3 separate regions of the Homo sapiens genome follow, and regions 2 and 3 are each linked to region 1. The links are chromatin loops, found by intact Hi-C in ENCODE. Cell type or tissue: mammary epithelial cell. All regions are shown on one strand.

Region 1 (8,000 bases):
GCATGGATAGATGTGTAATTTTTTTAATTGCGAAAAACAATTCTCCAAATAAGTTGTATCATTTTACACATCCACCAACAATGTATTTGTATCAGCAATAAAAAGATGAACAACCCAGCTTATCTAAATAGGCAAAAAGTCGTGAATCAACATTCGGAGATATATAAGTAGCTATATAGTACAGGAAAAAGTGCCCACCATTATTAGTTTTCAGGAAAATGCAAGCTAAAACCACAATGAGATATCACTTTACACTCACTAGAATGTTAAAATGTTGAGAATGTGGAGAAATTGGAGGCAATTGGAAATCACACACACACACACACACACACACACACACACACACACCCCAGCTCTCTCAGGTCACCAGCTCAATTCCTTCACAAAAGAAGGATTCAGCTTGTGACTTGCACATTTCTGCATAGGCTACTGTTGGTCAAGCCTGGAAAGTTAAAAAGGCGGAAAGACAAATCTGCTGCTGTGCATTGGTGGCGTGGAGCCACAGGAGTGCCAGAGGCGTATACTGGGGCAGGCTCTTATACCTGTTTTTTACTGCAGTTCTTCATTCAGTAGGGAAAGCTTTCATAGGGGTCTATTAGTAGAGGTTGGCCCTGACCCTTCTAAGGAGAATAAGAGTGTCCTGAAGTCAAAATGAATGAAAGCCAGGTGAAGAGATGGGCAGGTTTCCATGGGCCCCGCATTGCCTGGAGCTGCCCAGAACATGGGGCTGGCTGTAGCTTCACCACCCAACTTCTCTCTTCCCTCTTCCTCTTTCTGTTTCTCCTCACCTCTCTCTTCCTCCTTTTCATAACGGCATCATGTATTAAGTTTTGTTATGAGCCAGGCGTTTAATTTTTTTTTTTTTGGAGACAGAGTCTTACTCTGTCACCGAGGCTAGAGCGCGGTGACGCAATCTCAGCTCACTGCAACCTCCCCTTCCGGAGTTCAAGCGATTCTCCTGCCTCAGCCTCCTGAGTAGCTGGGATTACAGGCACCCGCCACCATGCCAGGCTAATGTTTTTTTGTATTTTTAGTAGAGACGAGGTTTCACCATGTTGGCTAGGCTGGTTTCGAACTCCTGACCTCAAGTGATATGCCCGCCTTGGCCTCCCAAAGTGCTAAGATTACAGGTGTGAGCCACCGCACCCAGCCCTAATATATACTTTTTAATACAACACTTCAAGGTAGGCGTTATTATTGTTGTTGTTGTCATTTTTGAGACAGGGTCTCACTCTGTAGGCCAGGCAGAAGTGCAGTGGTGCTAACTGCAGCCTCCACCTCCAGGCTCAATCGATCCTCCCACCTCAGCCACCCAAATACCTGGGACTAGAGGCGTGTGCTACCATGCCTGGCTAATTTTACAATTTTTTGTCAAGACGAGATCTCGCTATATTGCCCAGGCTGATCACAAACTCCTGGGATCGAGCAATCCTCTCACTTCAGCCTCCCAAAAATGCTGGGATTATAGGCATGAGCCACGGCACCCTCACCCCATGAGGGAATGTGGGCTCTCCGGTTAAGGAATTTGCTTGAGGTCACAGAACTTGTGGATTCACACCCCATGGCTGCAGTCACAAATTACCACAAACGCAGAGGCTTCAAACAACATCAATGCATTCTGTTCCACTCGGGGGTCAGAGTCAGAAATGGGGCACAGGCTTGCTCTCCCTCTGGGGGCCCTACGGGAGAAAACGTCCCTTGCCCTTGCCAGCTTCTTAAGGCTGCCTCTAACCCTGGGATCCAGGCCTGCATCACCCCCCACTCTGCTTTCATCATCACAGCTCCTTCTTTGACTCTCCCTCCTCCCTCTTATGAGAACTTTATGGCCCAAGCTCACCCAGGTAACCCAGGATAACCTCCCCATTTCAGGATCCTTCCTTTGATCACAGATGCAGAATCCCTTTTGTCATGTGAGGTAACATATTCACAGGTTTGGGGGATAAGGAGGTAGGTATTTGGGGGGATGGGAGCATCGGTCTGCCTATCACAGTGAGTGAGTGGCCAAATGAGGGTTCAAACCCGGTTCTGTCGTATTCCTGAATCTGGGATCTTTCTCCAAACCACACTGCCCCTTCCTTCAGTCCTTCCTGTCCTTGGAGCTGTCCTGGGTTCCCAGCAAGCACAGATTCTCAGAAAGGGACAGCAGAAGACCCTAAGGCTGGACATATCAGGATATCACATATCCTGGTGAGAGTCCAAAGACTTCTTTTCAAATCTGGGAGGGAAGAGGAGAGACGGCAGGAGACTCCATGCCCATACCCCATTCACCATAAAGGGAGGGGGAGGTTGGCCTTGAGGGCCAGACAGGAGAGGTTCTGCAAAGGGAGCAGTGTACCCTCTGAACAATGCCGAGGACAGCACAGGTACTATGTGAATGTTGGTGAGGAGGGTGCAGGTTGCTGGGGTCGGTGGTGGGATGAGTAGCAGTATTTTGGACCCCGTGTCTAAATTCAGCCTGGTCATAGATACTGCCAGTGGCTGTGTCTGGGAAGATGCCAAGCTGGGGTCACATGGGTCCTGCCTGCTGAACCTATAAGTGCCGTGGGGCATGTGTGGCAGCTCCTCCCACCTTCTGCCTGGACCCCCTGGAATGACTGCCTTTTGGAGAGGGTCTATATTCAGGGACCTCTAGACCTTAGCTGGGCCCAGATGCAAGGAGGTTCCACCTGTGGTCCACACTCGACTATTTTGGCAACTTCCTGCCAAGGCTGGACCACAGAATTTTCCACGAAACTCACTTCAAATTGTGCGGCTCTTTCAGCTCCTGCTATTTCAGTTACTGGGCCAGGATGGGCTTCTGGGTGTATGTATTTAAAACCAGAATCTATGGTGGGCAGAGGAATCTGGTAAGAGTCTGAGATTTAAAATCAGATATTGTTTTGAATGCCGGCTCTGCCACTTACAATGCTGGAAACTTCGAACTTGTCATTTAATCTTTCTGAGCCTTAATTTTCTCGTCTGTAAAATAGATAGAATTATAAGGCCAGGTTAAGAGGCTAAGAGGGGGAACTCCTTGTGCGGATCTAAGGACCCCTCCTCGAGGCTGGGAAGAAAGAGGTGGGCAGGAGACCCTGGGCAGGGGACCATGCCCAGATCACACCCACCACAGGGAGAGGGCAGCAGAGATCTTCGGGCAGCTTGAGGGTCAGGTGGAGACAATCACCAGGGAGGGGCAGACAAGCCCTGAGGCCTCACCTGTCAACGCACTGACTCACCTCAAATATTTACTGGGCGCCTTTGAGCATGAGAACTAGACCTCTCCCTTGCCTGCCTTGGACCAGTGCCCATGGGCATGTTGAAAGCACCTGCCTGGAAGAGAGTCTGCCTTAAGAGGGTGGGTACCAACCAGGGCCACCTTGGATATGGAAAAGAAACATCATGAAAAGGAAAGAATTTCCAGGGCTCCTGGAACCGACTGAAGACTTTAGCCTTTTGGGCTCTGAGGCTGTGCCATTTGCCAGGCTCCAAAATCGCTAATCATTTTATCCTGTTCCTTTGGCAACAATAGGGTACATGTGACCTCAGCCCGGCCCATCACAGATGCCCAATTTCCAGGCCACATTGATTGGTTCAAGAGATGAGCACATGACTTACCCAACCCAATCAGAGTCTCCTCTTGGGTTTTTATACACTGAAGGAGGCTGTGGGGAGAGGAGAAAAGTCCCTTCTGTTCCTTTAGTTCACAAAGTTGGGAAAAGCGGTCTGCAGCCATACCTCCCCATCCCTAATAGCAAACAGTAAGCCTGTCTATAAGTGGGAGAGCATGATGACAGCCCCCCCAAAGAAAAGTATGAGAGTGGGAGATTGTGAACAAAACTCTGGTTCTCCCCAGCACACCCCAGGATCCTTTGGGCAGGTTGCATGGCCTCTGAACTTTGCTGCTGGATACCTTACCTGCCCCCACTCCAGTTAAGTGCACACTACAGGGCCCATGGAATCTAAGGGGAATGGCACCCCCTGGAGATGAACAGAACACATTCCACACAACCACATGAAGTAGCCCTGATTACAGGTGAGCAACTGAGGCTCAGAGGTGCAATGACACACCCAAGGTCACACAGACAAGGTGTCCAGACTCCAGAGCCCAGGTTCTGATGGCATGGCTGCCTCCTGGCCCACCCCTGGCACAGCCCAGAAGGGAGGCAGCACTCAGGACTCCAACATGAGTCTGGGAGCTGTTACTCTGGACAACGGCACCCCTGTGTCCAGGAGCCATCAGGAGGCCCTTGTTGGGCCAGCTTTATGAAGCCCTGGGCTCTTGTGAGCGAATTCATCGTACAAGTGAAAGATCAGCATGTGGCCATGGTGAAACCCTGTCTCTACTTAAAATACAAAAATTAGCTGGGTGTGGTGGTGCGCGTCTATAATCCCAGCTACTCGGGAGGCTGAGGTGGGAGAATCCCTTGAACCCGGGAGGCGGAGGTTGCAGTGAGCTGAGATCGTGCCACTGCACTCCAGCCTGTGCAACAGAGCAAAACTCTGTCTCAAAACAAAACAAAACAAAGTAAGCATGTGGGGAAGGTTTAGTAACATCTGTGGCTTTTGTCTGACCAGCAACATTCCTCCTTTCGGTAATAGAATCCCAGGTTTTCTTTGGAGACCTACTTACCTTCATTGGATACAAATAAGGGACTGTCCATAAAAATGCCTTCCCTTCCCTGGTCAGAAAGTAGACATGGGCTGGGCACAGTGCTCACATCTATAATGCCAGCACTTTGGGAGGATCACTTGAGCCCAGGAGCTCGAGAACAGCCTGGGCGACATAAGAAGACCCTGTCTCTACAAAATAAAAATAAAAAATTAGCTGGGCATGGTGATGCATACCTGTGGTTCCAGCTACTTGGGAGGCTGAGGAGAGAAGATCGCTTAAGCCAGGAAGGTCAAGGCTGCAGTGAGCCGTGATCTCACCACTGCACTCCAGCCTGGGCAACAGAGCAAGACCTTGTCTCTAAAACAAAAACCAAAAAAACGGAATGTGGACACATAACTCTAGGTTTTTTGAGCCCAGTTCTTTTGGGGCATAGTTTTTTCAGCTTGTCACCTAGTTTTTTGTGCAGCTGTGGTAGCAGGCACTGTCAGTGTCCCACCCACACTGTTTACCACTCCCCATTCTTGTGCATACCTGCGGCCTCCCTGTGCAACCCTTGCAATCCTTTGCCCGGAGGCTTTCTCTAGGAGCCCAGAGACATGAAAGGAGCTAGCCGATAGTGCCAGGGAGTTAATGGTCTCTCTTCCAGCAGCCCTCAATCAGCGACTGTTGGGAGTTGCTGGATATATACCCCAATTCCTTCACCTCTCAGTGGGGATAACTCTGCCATGTGTGCCACACAGTGTCCCAGCCATCCCTGGTTGGATTGAGGCCCAGTTTCCCCAGTGGTAACCTCAGCGATGCATACATTATTAGTTCCCTTCCCTGCCTTCCTTATTCCCACTCTCCTGCAGGTGTTTCGTGGGATTGCCTCCCAGAAAATGATTTGGAATCTAATGTGCTTTTCTCATGGTCTGCCCCTGAGTCCAACCTAAGACAATACCACATCCTTCTGGAAAATTATTATTCTGCTGAGGTTTGCCAAAATCTACTTCTGTTGCTTGCAACCCAAGGACCCTATCAAAATTCATAGTGGTCTGGAGTTGTGACATGTTGCACCAGGCTGTGATAATCTGATTTTTCTGAAGGCCATCAGAGCTCTGGAACGGAAGGGGGTATCAAGAGACTTTGTTCTAAGCTCTTTTGTATGTATGCTCAGAGGACTTGAGCCACTGGTTATGTCCATGAATGGAAATGTTTGGATGGCACAAGGTCCCAGAACACCAGGTCTCTTGAGCAGCCCCACTCCTCGATGGGTCTGTATGATAATCCCTTATGGTTGGAGGTGATCAAGCCAAGAGTCCATGCACCAGGAGAGAAGATAGGCACTGAAACTGTTTCCTGTGAGTTCAGCAGATGGTCTTGGGGTAGCTTATGGAGACAAAGCACCACACTCAGGTCTTAGAGGAGATACTAAGTTCTTAGGTCCCCAGCCAGGTTGGCTAAGAGCTAGTAGAAAATGTGGTCCTTGAAATAGAGTGCCACCTCTGTTCCCACCTATATGGACACAGCATAGGATGTCACTGGCTGGACCCAGTGGACCCACTAGAGTCCAGCTTGTCCTCAGAGCTTCCTCAAGCCCTCAGTCCAGCAGACCAAGCATCTGAAGCTGGCATCCTTACTGTCCTGAGACTTCATCCAGTGCAGGATGGATTCAAATAGTCAACACACACATGCCAGGCCCTGGGCAGAGCACTGGGGATATGAAGTGACTTAAATGTCCCCCTGTTCCTCTCTTTAAGGAAATATGAGAGATAGTCACATAGGCAAGATAAGGTCATGAAACATTACAGCTGCTGCTGGGATAGATGTCTGTGCAAACATGGTCCCCAAACTGGAGTGGGCTGAGGGTCTGAGAGGAGAGCCCAAGGGGAGGTAATAGAGGGGCACGCCAATCAGGAAGAACAGCATAAGAAAAGGCTTGGAGGCGTAAAAGCCTGCAGGTGGTTCTATCGGATGGGGTGAAGGCTCAAGTGGCCAGAGGTGAAGTTAGAGAGGCCAACAGAGGACCAGTCGTGGCGGAACTTTTATGTCATACAAACCAAGGAGCTTGGTTTTCATGCTTGAGTCATTGTGATTGAGTAACTTTAGTTGAATTGACTATCTGTAATTGAATAATATTAGGCAGAGGGATGATGTGGTCATTTTTGCATTCAGAAAGATGGCTCTGGAAGCAGAATGGATTGGAGGAGGTGAGACTGGAGGCAGGGAAACAGCATGAGTAATGAAGGTGAGAGATCGCAGAGGCTGAACTAGGGGAAATATAGAGGAGGTGATGGATATGAGAGGTGGTGAGGAGGTGAAATCAGTAAGACCTGGTTCCTGGAATGTAGAGGTGAAGGAGAAGCTCAGGATGGTCCCCAGATTAGCCTAAGGCAGTGGGGTGATGGTGGTGCTGTCCACCCAGGTGGGGGAACTGGGAGGTAGGGCAGCTCTGGGTGGACAGAAGATGGAAAGTTGACTTTTGGACATATTGAGAAGGGGGTCCATAGGATAATGGGGTGGAAGGAATATCTCTATTTCTATCACAGCTCTCACCACAGCATTTTATAGATTCCTGCTCAAGAGTCCATTCCACCTCTCCACCACTGGTGAACTGCAAGCTCCTTGAGTCCAAGTCTCACTCATCTCTGGAGTCCCAGGGACTGGCATAGTGATTGGTGCCCCACAACAGGTGCTCAATAAGTGTCCATTGAATGGTAGAGTGGATGCCCCCATGGAGGGATGACTTCAGCTCATTTCATCACTGAGCATTCCTTGGAGTCAAATCCCAAAAAAGTAGATGAAACCTCTCCTTAAAGTAGTGTCCTCCCATTGCCTGCCCCCTACAGCTCTGGACCAAGTGGAATGGGCAGGTGGGCTCTAGACCTGGGACATAGAGTTGGGTGGCTGAGGGGCCCAGGACAGGCTGTGGAGCTGGCTCAGTCCAGACCAGGTCTCCCTGGAGGGGATGCCCACACCTGGGTAGCTCACACAGGTTTCCAGGCAGGTGGGGGCACTTTGGGCTGGAGGAAGGGTGGAGCAGGATGTGAGCTGGAGGCCAGGGAAGGTGGTCCCAGGGCAAACTGGCCATGCTGGCCATGCCATCTGGCAGACCCAAGCTCTGCTGGAGCTCAGCTCCCCCACCTTAAGCTAAACAAGGCCTCTGTCCCCACCACCCATCAGCAGAACCCATGACTCAGACCTGATGGATCCAGCATTGCCGTCATCAAGGAGTGGCTGTTTACCTCAAGGAGCTGGGCACCAGGCCAATCTAAGCAGATGGCATGAAGGCTGCTGGGTGAGGCTGGGGAGTGTTGGCCCAGCCAAGGCACAGGACCCAGGTTTTCACTCTGACCTGGGGCAGAAGATGCAGGAATTGCCCAGCTTTCCTGCCTGAGCCCTGTTTTAGGTCATCTGTGTCCTGATTGTA
Region 2 (8,000 bases), 98 kb before region 1:
GGCCATAAGCCCAGGCAGCTGTCCTCACTAATGGGATAGACCCAGGAGTCTGCTTCTCCCCAGTTGATCTTGACCTTGTGTAGGAACCAGCTGCTTGGACCAGTGACAGAGACAACTGCTGAGGTAGGGTGACAGATACTCTTGCTCACTGAGGGTACAAAGGACTGTCTCCAAATCCATCCTCAACCAGCCTGGAACTATCACCCCATCATCCTAAAACAGTGCACAGAAGAAAAGGAAACAGTAGAAAACTTCAAAGCCAGACAGAGTCCTCAGGGCAGCCCTCCCTCCATTTCTCCACAGCCTTTCAGGCAGGCTCCAGCTCTGCTTCCTGGCCATCGTGTGCTTACCTGTGGAGCCTTCCCTCTGCAGGAACAATCAGAAGACCATTTGCCTTACTCTGGGGGATGGGGGGAGGTGGGAGGTTCAAAATTCAAAGTGAGACCATAAAGGTGCTGAGTCCAAAGGACCCTAAAGGAGTTTTGTGACCATTAACAATCACAAGGCTAAGGTATTAATAGGTTTTCTGCATTTTTCCTGATAAGGGAGGTCACCCCAAGGACTGTCACAGGCAGCCTGTGCTCTGGTCAGCATTGAGCTGGAAGCTTCGGGGAGAGGCCCAAGGGAGGGATCCTGCAAGTTCCCAAGGGTCAGGACCTGGCCCCACTGGGAACGGAGGCTTCACTTCCAAGAGGCACAGATTTAGGCAGAAGACCAGGAGTAGGGAGTCCTGAGACTAGGGATAAACAAAGGGGCAGGAATCCTGGAGAGAAGCCCCGTGCTCCACTCACTGACTGCGTCTGTACTGACTATGTACCAGCTGTGTGGTCAGAGAGAAAGAAGGGAGGCAGACATGAGGGACTCAGAGTCCGGGGGCTGGGGTGAGGCTGGAACTCAGATAATCATCCCTTTCCAGAAAGTTCTGAGCAGCCTGGGAGCAGCAGGGAAGGAGAAGTCAGCTCTATTCCAGGGGCTCCACAGAACTAATGAGGTTGGGGAGGGAAGCTTAAAAGATAGCCAGAGACACACTAGGAACACAGGGGACAGCATAAGCAAAGGCACACAGAGGGGAGAACAGAGGTGTCTGGGTGGAGATGGGGAGTCCAGTGAAGTGGAGAGGAGGAGGAAGTGGCTGGAGGTAGGTCAGGGTCTCGGATGCTAAGCTTGGGCCTTCCGACCATTTAGACCGTTGCCTGTAGGCAGTCGTGAAATGCTAACAGGTTTAAAAGAGGAAGTAACATGGTCAGAACCAGAAAAATCCTGGGCAGCTGAGGGAGAGGAACAGAGGTGCCAGAAGATATGCAATCGGAATTGGAGAGACCAGTTCTGTGTACTGGCTGTGGGGCAAAGGGCTGCCATGGTTGTGACAAACCCACCTGGCCAGCTGTGCCTGCATTCCTTACTCATTTTGTAATTTTTATGATGGGCAATCCCACAAACATTCTGCATTCCTTAATTTAGGGCTAGTGCTACCAGGTGGTGACCTGCCCTCCCTTCACCTTGAGTGAAGTCTCGTTTCCGGGTTTGAGTATTAGGAAATGCAGCATGCATCCCTGTTTGCTATGATGTCTTCTCCTTCTGTTGCTTCTTTTCTTGCTGCCGTTGAAGTTGGAATGCTATATCTTGAAATCCACGTCTCAGAGTACAAGGAGTCAAATAGTATTCTCCCATGCTGGTGAGCTAAGGTCAGGGGTGGGAGGAGAGACCTTAAGGAAAAAGAGCAACTCTTGTTCTTCTATATCTCAACCAGGAAAGCCTCTCCCGGCTCATTCCTTCAATATCCTTATTTTAAGATATAAGTTAGTACAATAATTACAGAGGCATAAGCCAAATGGGAGTGGTTAACAGCTTACTATAGACAGAGTATGAGTCATAACAACTTGTGAAAGTTCACTCCTGTGTGTAAAGCTTGATACGTGGCCCTATTTTGAAGAGGCTTATAGGCCCGGGATGGCCTCTGAGATTCTGCCACCTGGCTCACTCCACTATCCATTACCCTCTGACTCCAAGGAGTTCAAACCAATAGGAGGAAGGGTCCTGATGCGGGCCCTGAGTGGGGGTGCAGCAGGAGGCGGTGGGAGCCATGAAGAATTCACCACCACAGAAGCAGGCAGAGGAAGCAGGCAGAGGAAACAGGCAGGATGAATGGAGAGTGGAGAGGCAGGAGTGGACCCTCCTAGTAACGGCTGGTATTTACTGAAGGTTTACCATGAGAAGGATGCCTCATAACCCTCCCCACCAAGGAGGAAACTGAGGCCTGCAGAGCTTAAGTAACCTGCCTGAGGTCACTGACTGTAAAGTGGCAGTGCCAGGACTGAACCCAGGCAGTCTGAGCACACAGCACACTCTCAGCCCTGGATACCAGACTGTGAGCAACACTGGGGGCACCCTGGCCATGAGGAGTGTCACTGATGCCCTGAGAAGGCACTAAACCTGGAGTCAGACGCTGGGGTTTGAGCCGCAGCCCTACTGTTGTCTATGTGACTTTCGGAGCCTGTCCCTCTCTGAGCCTGTTTCCTCACCTGTGACATGGAGCAGAAGTTTCTACATTGTCTGGCCTCAGGGGTCTAGGCAAATCCTAGCAGTGACTGAATGGGAAGCCAAGGAAGTGGAAATGGGACATGGCCCCTACTTCAAGTAGAATGAAACCCTTGTGACCTGCTGTAAGCGGAAGGTTGTGTAGCATTTCAATGGGGCAGAAAGAAATCTGATACTGAAAAGCCTGTTTGGGAACCCTTGGACTAAATGTCTCAGAAGCCACTCCATTTTGAGCATTACTTCTGTCTAATCTTAAATGGTATGTGTGTGTGTGTACATGTGTGTGCATGTGTATGTGTGTGTGGGAATGAAAAGTCAAAATGACAGCAGGGTGTCTGGGCCAGGGATAAGCTGAGAGGCTATAAAGAGGGCTAACAGCCCATAAGGTTTATTTGCTCAACAAACAGTGCAGAAAGGTCAAAACCAGGTGCTACAAAATCCCTTTCTTCTTCTAGAATATAACCATAAAACAGATAACACAGGCAGTTCCTAATTTGTAGACAGGATGTGCTCCAAATGTTTCTCCTTCCACCTCTTTTTTTTCAGGGTTCAGGTTTCCCATTACCATTTTATTATTTATTAGGTAATATTCTTTACTGGAAAGGTATGGCAGAGTTTAAGCATTTCTCAACTTAGTTATCTGGACTCTGACCATATTTTCCCAAAATGATCAATTAGGGTGAGATTGGAGCAGATGATAAGAGAGTAGCTGGGGAAGTGGGAGAAAAAGCAGAAAAGATTCTCCTAAGGTGGAAAGTTAACCCTTGGAGAAGGAAAGGATGAAGAGAAAAAAAAGTATGAGGAAAAGCAAAGAAAAAAAAAAGATGATATTGACAAGATAAGAAAAAAGGAGGTATATATGTTTGAAAAACCAAAACTAAAATATTCCTGATGCTAAGTTGTGAAGTGGGAAGAGGAGGGAGGGAGGGAGGACGGGCAGTTCCTAGTGTTCCAGGGAAAGCAGGGAGGCAGCTGGGAGGAGATGCTAACTTAGGCCCGCTTTCCCCAAAGTGTGACTCACAAAACACTCATCACTTGAGACGGTTCTTGGAAAAGTTGTCTCGTCAGGCAAGCTCAGGAAACACTTCTGGGGTTACAGTGTACACCGGGGTACCAAAGGCTCTGCGGGAATGAGACCTGCTTTACATGGTTCAACCCAACATTCCTCAAGCGTATTTCGCTCCATTTGGGGAAGCACACTTTTGGAGAAGCACTCTCTTAGGTGGTGCCCAGTGTTAGCCAGCACAGCTGTGCCACCGGTCTGAGCTGGCTTGGTTAGTTGTTCCATCTACTCGGATTGAGGTGGGCAGGAGCATGTAGCTGGCAGAGGACATTCAGAAATCTACTGTGTTGAGCCTGGGGAGTATGTAAATTGTATCATAGGAATTTAAGCTGATGGCTAGATTTTACTGGTCCAATATTTGACTTCAAAACAGGGAAGTCTCACATTCACCTAAACTGCAACATATCTAGACGTAGCATCCCACCCTCCAGTCTTCCTTGAAAACAGCCACCTCAGTTCAAAAATTCAGCATCATCGCTAACTCTTTTATCCTCTTTACCCAAGTATATATTTTATTTATTTATTTATTTATTTTATTTTTTTGAGACAGAGTCTCACTCTGTTGCCCAGGCTGGAGTGCAGTGGCATGATCTCGGCTCACTGCAACCTCTGCCTCCTGGGTTCAAGAGATTCTCCTGCCTCAGCCTCCCGAGTAGCTGGGATTACAGCCGCCCACCACTATGTCCAGCTAATTTTTGTATTTTTAGTAGAGACGGGGTTTCGCCATGTTGGCCAGGCTGGTCTTGAACTCCTGACTTCAAGTGATCCGCCTGCCTTGGCCTCCCAAAGTGCTGGGATTACAGGCATGAGCCACTGCGCCTAGGCCCAAATATATATTTTAACCTACCTATATGGCACCCAGACCACAGCTGTCTGTCTTCTACTCAGGCAGATTTGTGGGATGCTATCAGATGCCCTGCTGAATAAGATATGACAGCATTGTATCCACAGTACATCCCTCATCTACTGGCATAGCAACTGTCAAGAGAGAAACGAGATGCAGCTGGCACGGCTTATTAGTCATCCCTGCTGGCTCCTGGTGATGGTGGCCGCCTCTTCCAGGTGCTCGCTGCCACTGCTTTAATAACAGGCTCCTGAATCTTGCCGTCATTGGTATGTGCTAACTGGCATCAGACAAATGTTTCTCAATCACAGAGCTTTTCTTAAATGAATATGTGTTGGGTTAAAGTGACCCGCATTTTGCAGGACATTTACCTGTTCTCTCTTGCATTCTCCAATATTCTTCCAAGGTGACCCACAACTGCGTGGCTGTCTTGCTTGCAGGTGTTCATAGGGCCCTGGTCTGTACCTCACTTGGCCGAAGAATTCAAACAGCCTCAAGGGGTTTGCCCACCACCTGCTCTCCTGCTTCAGTTTCCTTGTAACAGGGCTTGTTCTGCTCTCTCCTGCCTCACAGGCTTAACTCTGACACCTGGTCCCAGAGCTTCTGGTGCTTTCCTACCCCAGTGGGCATCTCAATTTCCAGGAACATGCAAGGCTCCTTTCTGCCTTAAGGTCCCTGCTCACTGGCCCCAGCTGAGAAGCCCATCTCCCTGCAGACTTTAGAACCTAGTTTATATCCTGGTTCTTCCAAGCCATTGCTCTCTCTCCTTCCTCTGAGCTTCCAAAGCATTTGGCAGCCACCATCCAATCACAGGATATTTGGGTCTGTTAACAAATTGTTCCCTGGGAAGGTCCCACTTGCCAGAAGTGGGTTGGAGGCTTCGGGACAGGGCAGGACTGAGACCTTACACTTCTTCAGAATCTCCCTGCAGCAAGTGATGCAGCACAATGCCACAGCAGTCCTCGAGTGCTTCCCCTGGGGTCATAGGGAAGGTGCACAGAGTTCCTTGACCTTGATGGAAGCCGTAAACTGCCAACAATCCTCCTACCTAAAGCAGAGTTTATCTCGAAATGAAATGGACATTGGGCCTTGTAGAAATGGGCGTACTCAGACTCTTCAAATGAATTTCAATGAAACTGGGTGCTTAGATAAGTTAGATGTGTCATTGCACCTAGGAGGTTATAGTCTAAAAACATGAATTTAAGTGTTAGGGGTAATCTTGAAATATCAAAGTTATACTCTTGGGAAAATAATGCTCCTCAAATAAACTGAAAAATTTATTTCAATAAAGATGCCTCTTAGATCAATCTGATTCTCCATGCCATGGTGATGAAAGTTGACCTATCCTTAGCATTACTTTCCTAAGCAGGGCTAAAGCCCAACACATATGGATCAGACGAGCAGTGAGAAACTTTTTCTCAGACTCGGCCCAGTCCACATAACTCTCAGATGGCCCACGAATCAGACTTCTCCAGATATTTCACCAGGGGCTGGCATGTAGGCATGTGACCTGAACTAAGGGCACTGTCTCCAGGTGCCCCAGGAGACACGCTCTGACTGACTGGATAAACTTTGAAGTTACCTAAAAGTCTGACATCTAAATGGTGGTTTTATTTTTAAAAGGAAAATACACAGCTACACAAAGCCAGGGAATAATCAGTGTGTACTTTGGAATAATTAGGGTTGTCTTTTTTCCCAATCTTGCTGGAAGGCTACTTCCAGAAAACAAAAACAGAACAACGAAAACACTCCAGCATTTCCCTTGGCTATAGAGTTGACAGCAATAGGCAAGCACACTGTTTGGCGTTTACCTCATCTGCACTGGTGGTGGCTGGGGGGCTGGTTCCTCGCTGTAAGTGCCAGGTGTCTGTGAAATCACTCCCCTTCCCCTGCCCTCATTACACACACATCTGATACACATCTGCATGCACACACACCCTCTCTCATTCCACCTTCCCAGGCCTCACCTGGTTGATAACATAGATGCCATAGTCCAGCTGCTGGCGCTGCAGGACTGGGTGCAAATAATATAGCCAGTACTTGAGGTGCTCCTGCCGGTTGCGGAATGGAATGATGATGGCCACCTTGTGAGGAGAGACGCAGTCCCTGGGGGCATAGCGGCCGCCCATCTTCACATTTGGGTTCTGCTTTGCCACGAGCTCCAGGTCCACAGGCATGTTAAACTCAATCAGCATGGGGCCCACTAGAGAGGTGGAGGGAGGGAGAAGTTAGCAGGCCACAGGACTCGCCACCGCTCCACAGGCTGCATCAGATGGCCAGGCTGCAGCTGCAGCTGCAGAGGAAATGTCTCCTCCTGGGAGGCAACGTGGCCACGGAGAGGGCCCTCCTGCCCAGCATCAGGCACCACATCCAGCATTAGGGTGACCAACCATCCCCAGAAACCCCCTTCAGTGTGGGGCAAACCTAGATGGTTGGTCACTCTGTGAAGCACTCGCCTGCCCAGGACCCTCCCCGCTCTGACTCCACTGTAAAATGGAAGTAATTTCTACCCAGACTTCCTGACAGGCTGTTGTAGAAATCAGTGATCACGGATGAGAAGGCAATTTCTCAAAACCCCTGAGGTTGAGACTTAGCTCTGTGACCTCCCAGCTGCGTGGCCTTGGACAAATGGCTGACATCATCTCTCTGATTCTAGCCTAACTGGGGAAGTGTGTGTGTGTGTGTGTGTATGTGTGTGTGTGTGTGTGTGTGTGTATGCATGCATGTTGGGGACGTCAGTGTGGAGGGAGTTAGCTTCGAAGTGGAAGGTAGCAGGAGTGGCATGAGTGCCCATGTCCCAGGAAGGGACTCGATGGAAGGTGAACCAAGGTCTGGGAGAGATGGAGGCAAAGAAACCCCAAAGGAGACCGAGGGAAAATAAAAGAAATAGCTGGAAACACAGAAGAATGTTTAGTAACAGAGGGGATAAAGTAACAAAGAGGAAGAAGAAGTAACAAAGAGGGAGGGATGACTCCCAAGTTTCTGGCCTAGAAGAACATGGATGCAGATGAGATAAGTAAGTTAGTAAGAGAGTGCTTGCCTCAGAAGAAAAATGGATGAGGTGCAGATTGTGGATTGTGAGGTAACGGCAGGTGGGAAGAGGGATGAGGAAAACGTCACATACCGGGTATGTGGTACACGTGGTGCAGTCCAGGCAACACAGGGAATCAAGGCTCTGCTGAGAGTCAAGAGCCAAGGCTTGAACCCAGGCTCCCCATACTCTCTGCAGACCAGACCGCCTCAAAATGGGTTCCAGAAAACATCAGACCCAGCAAGATGCTTAATGGAAAAACATGTCTCGTGGTCAAATAAGAACGGGAATGCTGCGTATTAAATCCTGCTTCTGCAAAGTCACGACACACACCAAAGGCTCTGAGAAGTTGTGCAGTCGAAAAACCCCCTTCGTTATATTTAACCCACCATTTCCCAAGCTTATTTGGCTACAGAACCATTTTTCCAGGGAACACACTTTGGGAACTGTTACTCTAGTGTAACCAGCTTCACCTGTGAAGCAAATGAGCCACAAGAACAAAGGAAGGAACCTAGAGAACAGGT
Region 3 (8,000 bases), 490 kb after region 1:
AAACAAACTGACCCAAGAGATGAATCGAAGTAGATTTCAGAAATTGATTGGTGTTGGCATCAGAATTCTTCTCATAGAGGGAATTTTCCTTAGAAAAAAGAAGCTTTCATAAGCTTCTGGGGGTAGTACAGAATTCCATACCTTCAGACTTTTCCATATCTGTATATTATTCCTTCTGTTATTTAGTTAATACGTTTCTTTAAACTCACTTTTTAATTTAGATTCATATGTTTATGAAGGAATCTTGCAATCATAAGCCGAAAAGAAAAATTGGCATCACTTACGGTAAATAGAAGGTAGCCAAGCATAAAAATAAATTCGATGAAACAAAAACAACGTTATTAATATAACCAGATATCATTGCCAGCTTTAAGAGGGCCAAAGCTGAAGCTTGCTTTCTCTTTCATAAAAAGAGAGTTTGGTAGGTGTTAGATGTTATGTGCTTATTCTCACCAAACAGACTGTCTTTGACTAATTCATCTTACTACTAAATAGAGTGTATTAGTGCGATTCAATGAAATTTAATGCTGTGTTCTTGCATCACCTTAAATCTCACTTTGGGTGCTATGAGTGGAATTTTTGTGTGTCTTTTCCCTCCTGCAAATTCATCTGTTAAAACCATAACTGCTAATGTGATGGTGTTAGGATGTAGGATGTTTGGGAGGTGATTAGGGAGCAAGAGCGGAGCCCTCACGAGTGGGAGTCATGCCCTCATGAAGAGATTTTGGAGGCTAGCTGAGAGAGACAGAGCTGGACATACTGGCTCGATGGAGCTCTGGGTGTTGCTCCCACAACAGCAACAGCACAGAGCGCTGAACACACACCCCACAGTTCACCATCCATGGCCAGGAGACCATTCAAAACGTGATTGCTGGTTGTCAACTCCAAGAACTAACAGGAGTGAAAACTCACACACACACCCAAGAATGCAGACTCTGCCTGGCACACAGGGAAGTCTGCCCTCGTGCCTGGGGTTCCTTCCTCTGTGGGCTTCCTATCTTCAGAGCCTTGGCTCTCCCTTCCCCTGAGGGATTACTCACCACTTCCCTAACACTGCTGGGCTGCCCTGCTTTGCTGCCATGGAGTCCAGTCATCAGGCAGATTCATTCACATCTAGGCGCCTGAGTGGTACTGGCCACCACGTAATGGAGTGGACATCAAACCGAGAAGTGGGCAACCTGGAATTGGGTGCCAGTCCTAGAGTCCCTCATCAGCCAAAAGAAAATTATCTCGCGAGTGCCTACCTTCCAGAAGTGTCACGGGGAGACCATCAGGTGTGTACCAGAAGCACTTCCTACATTGCAAAGCAGCAAAGAAAGGCAGCCTCTATAGTGGTCTGTAAAGAGTGCCTTGCAGAGAGGACACAGCCTGGCTGATGAGTTTCCAGCAGTAGAGCGTTAGGTGTGATTGAATCTTGGAGAGGAAGAGACTTGGTTCTGTTGAACCTGCTCCATGTTACTCAAAGCACACACCACACACTCTGCCAACAGGTAAAGCTTCGGATGCTACCTGCTGTGTTCTGTCCTCTCCCAGCTGAGCCAGGCCCTGGGAGCCCCCTCCAGGAGCTCCGGGCAAGCAGCCCCTCATGGTCCATGGTGGAACTGCACCCTCAGCACTGGTGAGGGTGTCGCAGGAGCCTGCGAGGAAGGTGGGGTCTCAGTGCTTTTGCACAGGGCGAGTGGAGCTGGAAATGCAGCCCCCAGTGGTTTCAGTTATTCCAGGTATGACTTTTCTCTCTCATCTTGCACCTTCGGACTCTAATTTCCTGTGAGCAATGTGCTGGGAAAACTGGCAGCGGCTCTCTGGCAACCGTGGGGGAAAGAAGCAAAGTGGGGCAGAAGCGGAAGCCAGGGGCAGGGGCTGGGTCGGTCCAGCCAGCCCGCTAGGGCTCCCATGTAGCAGAGATTCCACTGAGAGGAAGCCGGGGCTGGCCCGGCCGGGAGACTCCCTCCATGCCCCGTGTGTGGAGTGTCGGGGCACCCTATATCCTCAAGGTGGCCTTGACCTCTGGAGACAGGTGTTGGCTCCTTGAGTCACCAACAGCAGGGACCAGACTGGGAGGTGTTTTTGGGCGGGAAGGGCTGGGCCAGGCCAGGCTCCAGCAGGCCCCCTTGTGGTCAGAGGGACTGCCTGCAGGATGATGGGCTTGGGGACCAAGGCAGCCACTCCCCACATGGGAGTTGGACCCAGGCTTGAAGGACACACCGTCACATCGATGTCACTCTCTTGGGAGGCCTCCTTGTGACACAAGATGTCCTGGCCCCGGTGTTTTTCTTCACCATATTCCTCCCAACTGTAATTGTGTAGTTCCTGGGGTGCTTATCTCTCAATGTCCATCTCTGTGAAAAAAGCCGTGACCCTCCGGGATAAGGTCTGTTCGTGAGACTCACTTTGTGGAAAGGACATATGAAAGTCTCAGGACTCTACCTAAGAGCTAGGATCCAGCTCAGGTCCCAGCTCCACTGCACCAATGCCCCTCGGTCCGAGGAGAGACTGAGATCTCTGTAAACAGCAGAGATCAGTAATACAGGCTTTGCCCTGCTGAAACTTCCCTCTGAAAGGAAGCATAATGCTTTCAGCCAAGTGCCTGCCCAGAGCTCTAAATAGATAACAGTTTAGAAGGGGGGTGTGATCACCAAGGGTACAGATGGGCTTCACAGAGCCCATAACCCCCACCAAAATTGAATGCCAATGTGTATAGGTGTGTGCCTAGGTGCATTTTCCTCAGGAAAGGTCCAAAGCTTTCATAGGATTCTCAAATGGATCTAGATCACATAGAGAGAGGAGAGGGGGTTGTCAGCAGGAGCAGCCCAGGAGACACTCAGTGAGAATACGCAAGGGTCTGCACCTGTCAGACTTTGGTCTGCATAATTATATGCATAATTTGCATATAATTTGGTATGCAAGATTGCAATGCGATTAAGCTATCTTGCAGTATCTTAAAGAAACTCTGGTAAAGGGTACCCTAGATACTAGTAAAATGAATTAGCTGTGCACATATGTGGAGGAGATTGTAACTGGGGTGGAAGTAAGACTTCACTGTATACCTTTCTGTGTGAATTGATTTTTGAGCCAATGTAATGCCTATTCTAAAACAAAATATAGCACTTCATATAAAGGGCAAAATTAAAACATAATGGAAAAACTACCAAAACCCAATGAGGAAGTCATTGTTCCAATGCCCAAGTTGGGGTGGAGTGAAGCAGAGAACATTCTCCACCACTTTGCAGGTGTGGAGGAATATGGCTGGACGGAATTCGCAGAAGAGCACAGCTCCCGTGGACTCTGTCCTTCCAGAGCCTCTCAACCCTTGTCAGCCTGGGAAGGGGGCCTGAACCAGTGAACCAGAGCCTCTCAAATGTCAGCCTGAGTAATTTTTTGCCTCTAAGTATTCTTTTGTGGCTTCTTCTGAGAAGGTTCACAAATTTTCCTTTTCTTTACAGACATCTCACAAATCCTTAAGGAGGAGGCTGTGTCCCTAGAGTCCTGTAGTCGAGACATTTGAGAATTTGGGACCCAGTTGGAAGTGGTTGCGTATTTCCATTGTGTGGGAATATGTAAAAGGCCCAAGCCTCACCAAGAAGGGAAGACCAGGCTGCTCTCATCTCAAGGGCCAGTTGCTTCACACACCGGAGTGGGCCTAATGTTCAAGGAGCTTCTTTCTCCATTTCTCCCCACAGTGCTTAACGTCTCAGGCCACGGGCTGCCAGCACTCACCTGCCGAGGCCGCCCTGCGGCCTCCCTGTTCTGAGGCCCCTGCCTCTCCCTGATGAAACTTCCTCCGTGCTAACTTGGCAAGAAAAGGCAAACGCTGCTGTGCTTCCCTTTGCCCTTGAAAAGAATGAGGTTTAGGGGAGGCTCTGCACAGTCCTGTGCTGTCCGGGATAGCTGAGCAGAAGCTGTTGAAGCCGGCCTGCTGGACTGAGCTTGGTCCAGCAGCCTATCCACGTGAGAGCCCTGGCTATCTGGAGGCACAGGGAGCTGCTGGGCCTGCAGCGTCCCACCTGGAGGGAAAGAACGCACCGCCAAGGAGGCGTGGGCCCTGCAGCCCGTGCTGGGCCGCGAATCTGGTAGCCACGCTTCTCCGGCGGAACGCGGCGCCCCCTGGCGGCAGAACGCTTGTGGCCGCCGTTACACTCGTGTGGAAACAGCGCCATCTGCCGAATGCTCCATCTCATTGCTGATTGGCCCACACAGACTTTGTAAGGATTTTTCCTTCTGCTTGCTTAAATCAGGCCATATTGAGCCTATTCAAAGTGTACTTCTGAAATGAAAAAAGAAAGTGACTGTACAAGATGTTTTGCTCACTGGAAAAACGAGGATGAATGGAAAATGGGTAGCGATTATCTGAATAATATGTGCTTCCTGTCTGTAGTGAGGTGTGAACATGGTGGGGCCGCACATTGCAGAGGAAAACGCATGCATTTTGGAGTCAGGCAACTGCGATCAAATTCTTACTAGCTTTGTGAGCTAGGAAAGTTACTTAGCATTTCCAAGCCTCATTTGTCCTTATCTGTAAAGTAGAAGTACATTTACCTTGCAGCATTGTAGCAAAAGTTAAATAAAACAATGTGCATAAAATGAAAATTAAATGTGTATGAAGTAAGATAATATATATAATAGGTAGACTTTAAAGTATAACATAAAAATATCACATAGCCATTTTTTTCTAATTGTTAGAATTGTGAAATATTCCTGAAATGGATTTATCAAATGAGAAGACAGAATCTCTCTGAGGTATTTTTAAATTTTCTCTAGAATGGTTGATTCTGACCTTTCTGTAAAAGACGATCTATTTCTGGGCACAGATCCTAGAAACAGAATTCTGCCAAAGTGAGACTCCACTAACATTTATTGAATGTCTGCCGCATGCTACACACTTTCAAAGATGCTCTTTCATTATCGCCAGTAAAATCTGAAGCTTCAGGATCTATTCCTCTTCCCAGCAGAAAGTTTTGCCAGGAATATCAGAACCTCTTTTTTACAGCCTCTCAAGTACTTTCAAGATTATTCAGAAAAGCCCAAAACTTTGAACAACCCAAATGCCAATTAACAGGAGAATCAACGATACTACATCCATACAATGAAATATTACTGGGCAATGAAAAAGACAAACAACCAGATAAACATCATAGGAGGGACTCTCAAATCTGAGGCAAAAATAGTCAGGCCAAAAAATATACTGTATTTGCATGAAGTTCTAGAATATGAAAATCTAATTGATGGTGGTAGAAATCAGAATCGTTGTCCGCACAGGATAGGCGTGGGGATTGACTGCAGAGGGGCACTAGGGAACTTGTGGGGTGATGGACATGTCCTGAATGTTGATCTGGGTGCTGATTGCACAGTTATGTACAGGCAGTGGTGTGCTGAAGCCCGCTGGCACCATCAAGAGAGTGGACTGTTAATTTTTCAGGATGTCTGCAAGCCAGTCAACATCACATTGATAGCTTGGAATCCACCACGGTGGAAATATTTATACTCCAGAAATTGGCAAACACTACAAAGCAGGGCTTTTTTATCCCACCAGAGAGCCAGTTGTAAAACATGTATGAACACACCACTGTATACATTTGCCAAAGCTCATTGAATTATATATTTCAGATCTATGCATTATATTGTATGGAAATTATATTTCAAAAATGGGGGTGAATAAAAGCTCTCTGCTATCAGAGTGTGCAGAGCACAGCTGGAGGCCCATGCTGAGCAGCTGGGGAGAAAGGTTGGAATCAGTCATTTCTGGGATGGAAAAGCAAAATTTAAGAAGTCTTTCTCAGTCATAATGGATCTAAAGCAAGAAAGCAGATCAAAATACATAAGCCTCAGAATTGAGGCACAATACTGGGTCAGCATTTTGATAATGGCTGCATAGATTACAGATCATCAGCCTCACCTTAGCAAGGAGGAACTGGAGGCCCATATCAGAATCCAATGTTCATCTTCTATAATTTTATTAATTTTATTCTTTAAATCATCAGACAGGCCAGGCACAGTGGCTCACACACTTTGGAGGCTGAGACAGGTGGATCACTTGAGCCCGGAAGTTTGAGACCAGCTTAGGCAACATGGTGAAACCCTATCTCTACAAAATACAAAAAATTAGCCAGGCGTGGTGGCACATGACTGTAGTCCCAGTTATTCAGGAGGCAGAGGTGGGAGAATCACCTGAGCCCAGGAGCTCGAGGCTGCAGGGAGCCATGATCGTGCCACTGCACTCCAGCTTGGATAACAGAATGAGACCCTATCAAAAAAAAAATATATATATATATATATATATATACACACACAAAAATTTATTTTTTTGGTGTACAGTTCTATAATTTTAACATATGTATAGATTCACATAAGCACTGCCACAATCAGGATTCAAAATAGTGCCATCACACCCCCAAAAACTCCCTCATGTTTTCCCTTTATAATCACAGCCTCTCCCACTCGTAACTCCTGACAACCACAGGTCTATCCTTCATCAGTATTTTATCTTCTCAAAAATGAGAAATACAGTACGTAAACTTCTGAGACTACTTCCTTCCCCCACCCTCCAGCATCATGCCTTGGAAAGTGCTCAGTTGCTGCATGTGTAAATAGTTCATTCCTTTCTACTGCTGAGTAGTATTTCATTGTATGGATATACCACAACTTCTTTATGCATTTACCTGTTCATTCACCTGTTGAAGGACATTTGCTTGGAGCAATTATGAATAAAACATCAAATAATCATAGAATTATCAATAGAACATTTATACACAGGTTTTTATGTGAGCATTAAGTTTTCATTTCTCTAGGAAGTGGGGTTTCTGGGTTATAAGACAAATACATGTTAACTTTGTAAGAAACTGCCAAACTTTTCCAGACTGGCTATACCATTTTTTATTCCCACTCACAATGTATAAGAATGGAAATAGAGCTTTGGGAAGCCGAGGCAGGCAGATCACAAGATCAGGAGATTGAGACCATCCTGGCTAACATGATGAAACCCCGTCTCTACTAAAAACACGAAAAATTAGCCAGGCACAGTGGCGGGTGTCTATAGTCCCAACTACTCAGGAGGCTGAGGCAGGAGAATGGCATGAACCTAGGAGGTGGAGCTTGCAGTGAGCCGAGATCACACCACTGCACTCCAGCCTGGGGGACAGAGCAAGACTCAGTCTCAAAAAGAAAAAAAAAAAAAAAGAATTGCAATAGAGAGAAGAATCAAATAGATGCAATAAAAAATGATATAGGGGATATCACCACTGATCCCACAGAAACACAAACTACCATCAGAGAATACTATAAACATTTCTATGCAAATAAACTCAGAAATCTAGAAGAAATGGATAAATTCCTGGACACATACACCCTCCCAAGTCTAAACCAGGAAGAAGTCAAATCCCTGAATAAACCAATAACAAGTTCTGAAATTGAGGCAGTAATTAATAGTCTACCAACCAAAAAAAGGCCAGGACCACACAGATTCACAGCTAAATTCTACCAGAGGTACAAAGAGGAGCTGGTACCATTCTTTCTGAAACTCTTCCAAACAACAGAAAAAGAGAGAATCCTCCCTAACTCATTGTATGAGGCCAGCATCATCCCAATGCCAAAACCTGGCAGAGACACAACAAAAAAAGAAAATTTCAGGCCAACATCCCTGATGAACATCCATGAGAAAATCCTCAGTAAAATACTGGCAAACTGAAACCAGCAGCATCAAAAACCTTATCACCATGATCAAGTCAGCTTCATCCCTGGGATGCAAGGCTGGTTCAACATATGCAAATCAATAAAGGTAATCCATCACATAAACAGAACCAATGACAAAACCACATGATTATCTCAATAGATGCAGAAAAGGCCTTCGACAAAATTCAACACCCTTCATGCTAAAAACTCTCAATAAACTAGGTTATCGATGGAACGTATCTCAAAATAATAAGAGCTATTTATGACAAACCCACAGCCAATATTATACTGAATGGGCAAAAACTGGAAGCATTCCCTTGAAAACCAGCACAAGA

What was found. A loop is a pair of places that touch in the nucleus more often than their neighbours do. Peaks named below come from ENCODE experiments on the same cell type or tissue, not always from the same donor. Only the 100,000 strongest peaks of a DNase experiment are listed, where the experiment ranks them.
Region 2: a loop joins it to region 1, with 2.8 times the contacts of the local background. A loop is called at or near these places in 13 of 110 quality-filtered maps.
Region 3: a loop joins it to region 1, with 27 times the contacts of the local background. A loop is called at or near these places in 3 of 110 quality-filtered maps.

What each region holds. Positions count from the first base shown.
Region 1 is chr9:33,226,359-33,234,358 of GRCh38, forward strand. No RefSeq gene overlaps it. Among named protein-coding and RNA genes, the nearest start is that of SPINK4, 9.8 kb to the right of the region's middle. RefSeq lists enhancers at 738-907, 7,045-8,000. In mammary epithelial cell, a CTCF peak has its summit at 3,112; DNase peaks (open chromatin) are centred at 3,243, 4,583, 5,143 and 7,813; H3K27ac peaks cover 4,395 bases.
Region 2 is chr9:33,128,777-33,136,776 of GRCh38, forward strand. It overlaps B4GALT1 (beta-1,4-galactosyltransferase 1), which reads right to left. Exons shown (of 6, transcript NM_001497.4): 2 at 6,413-6,648. It overlaps LOC124902141 (a long non-coding RNA gene), which reads right to left and starts at 3,473. Exons shown (of 2, transcript XR_007061455.1): 1 at 1,500-3,473; 2 at 1-213. In mammary epithelial cell, no CTCF peak of the experiment used is centred here; DNase peaks (open chromatin) are centred at 1,885 and 3,585; H3K27ac peaks cover 480 bases.
Region 3 is chr9:33,718,148-33,726,147 of GRCh38, forward strand. It overlaps UBE2R2-AS1 (UBE2R2 antisense RNA 1), which reads right to left. Exons shown (of 5, transcript NR_170204.1): 5 at 5,938-6,241. Among named protein-coding and RNA genes, the nearest start is that of PTENP1-AS, 45 kb to the left of the region's middle. RefSeq lists enhancers at 1,947-2,036, 3,362-3,863, 3,864-4,363. In mammary epithelial cell, CTCF peaks have their summits at 1,589, 2,116 (motif pointing left) and 4,157 (motif pointing left); a DNase peak (open chromatin) is centred at 4,104.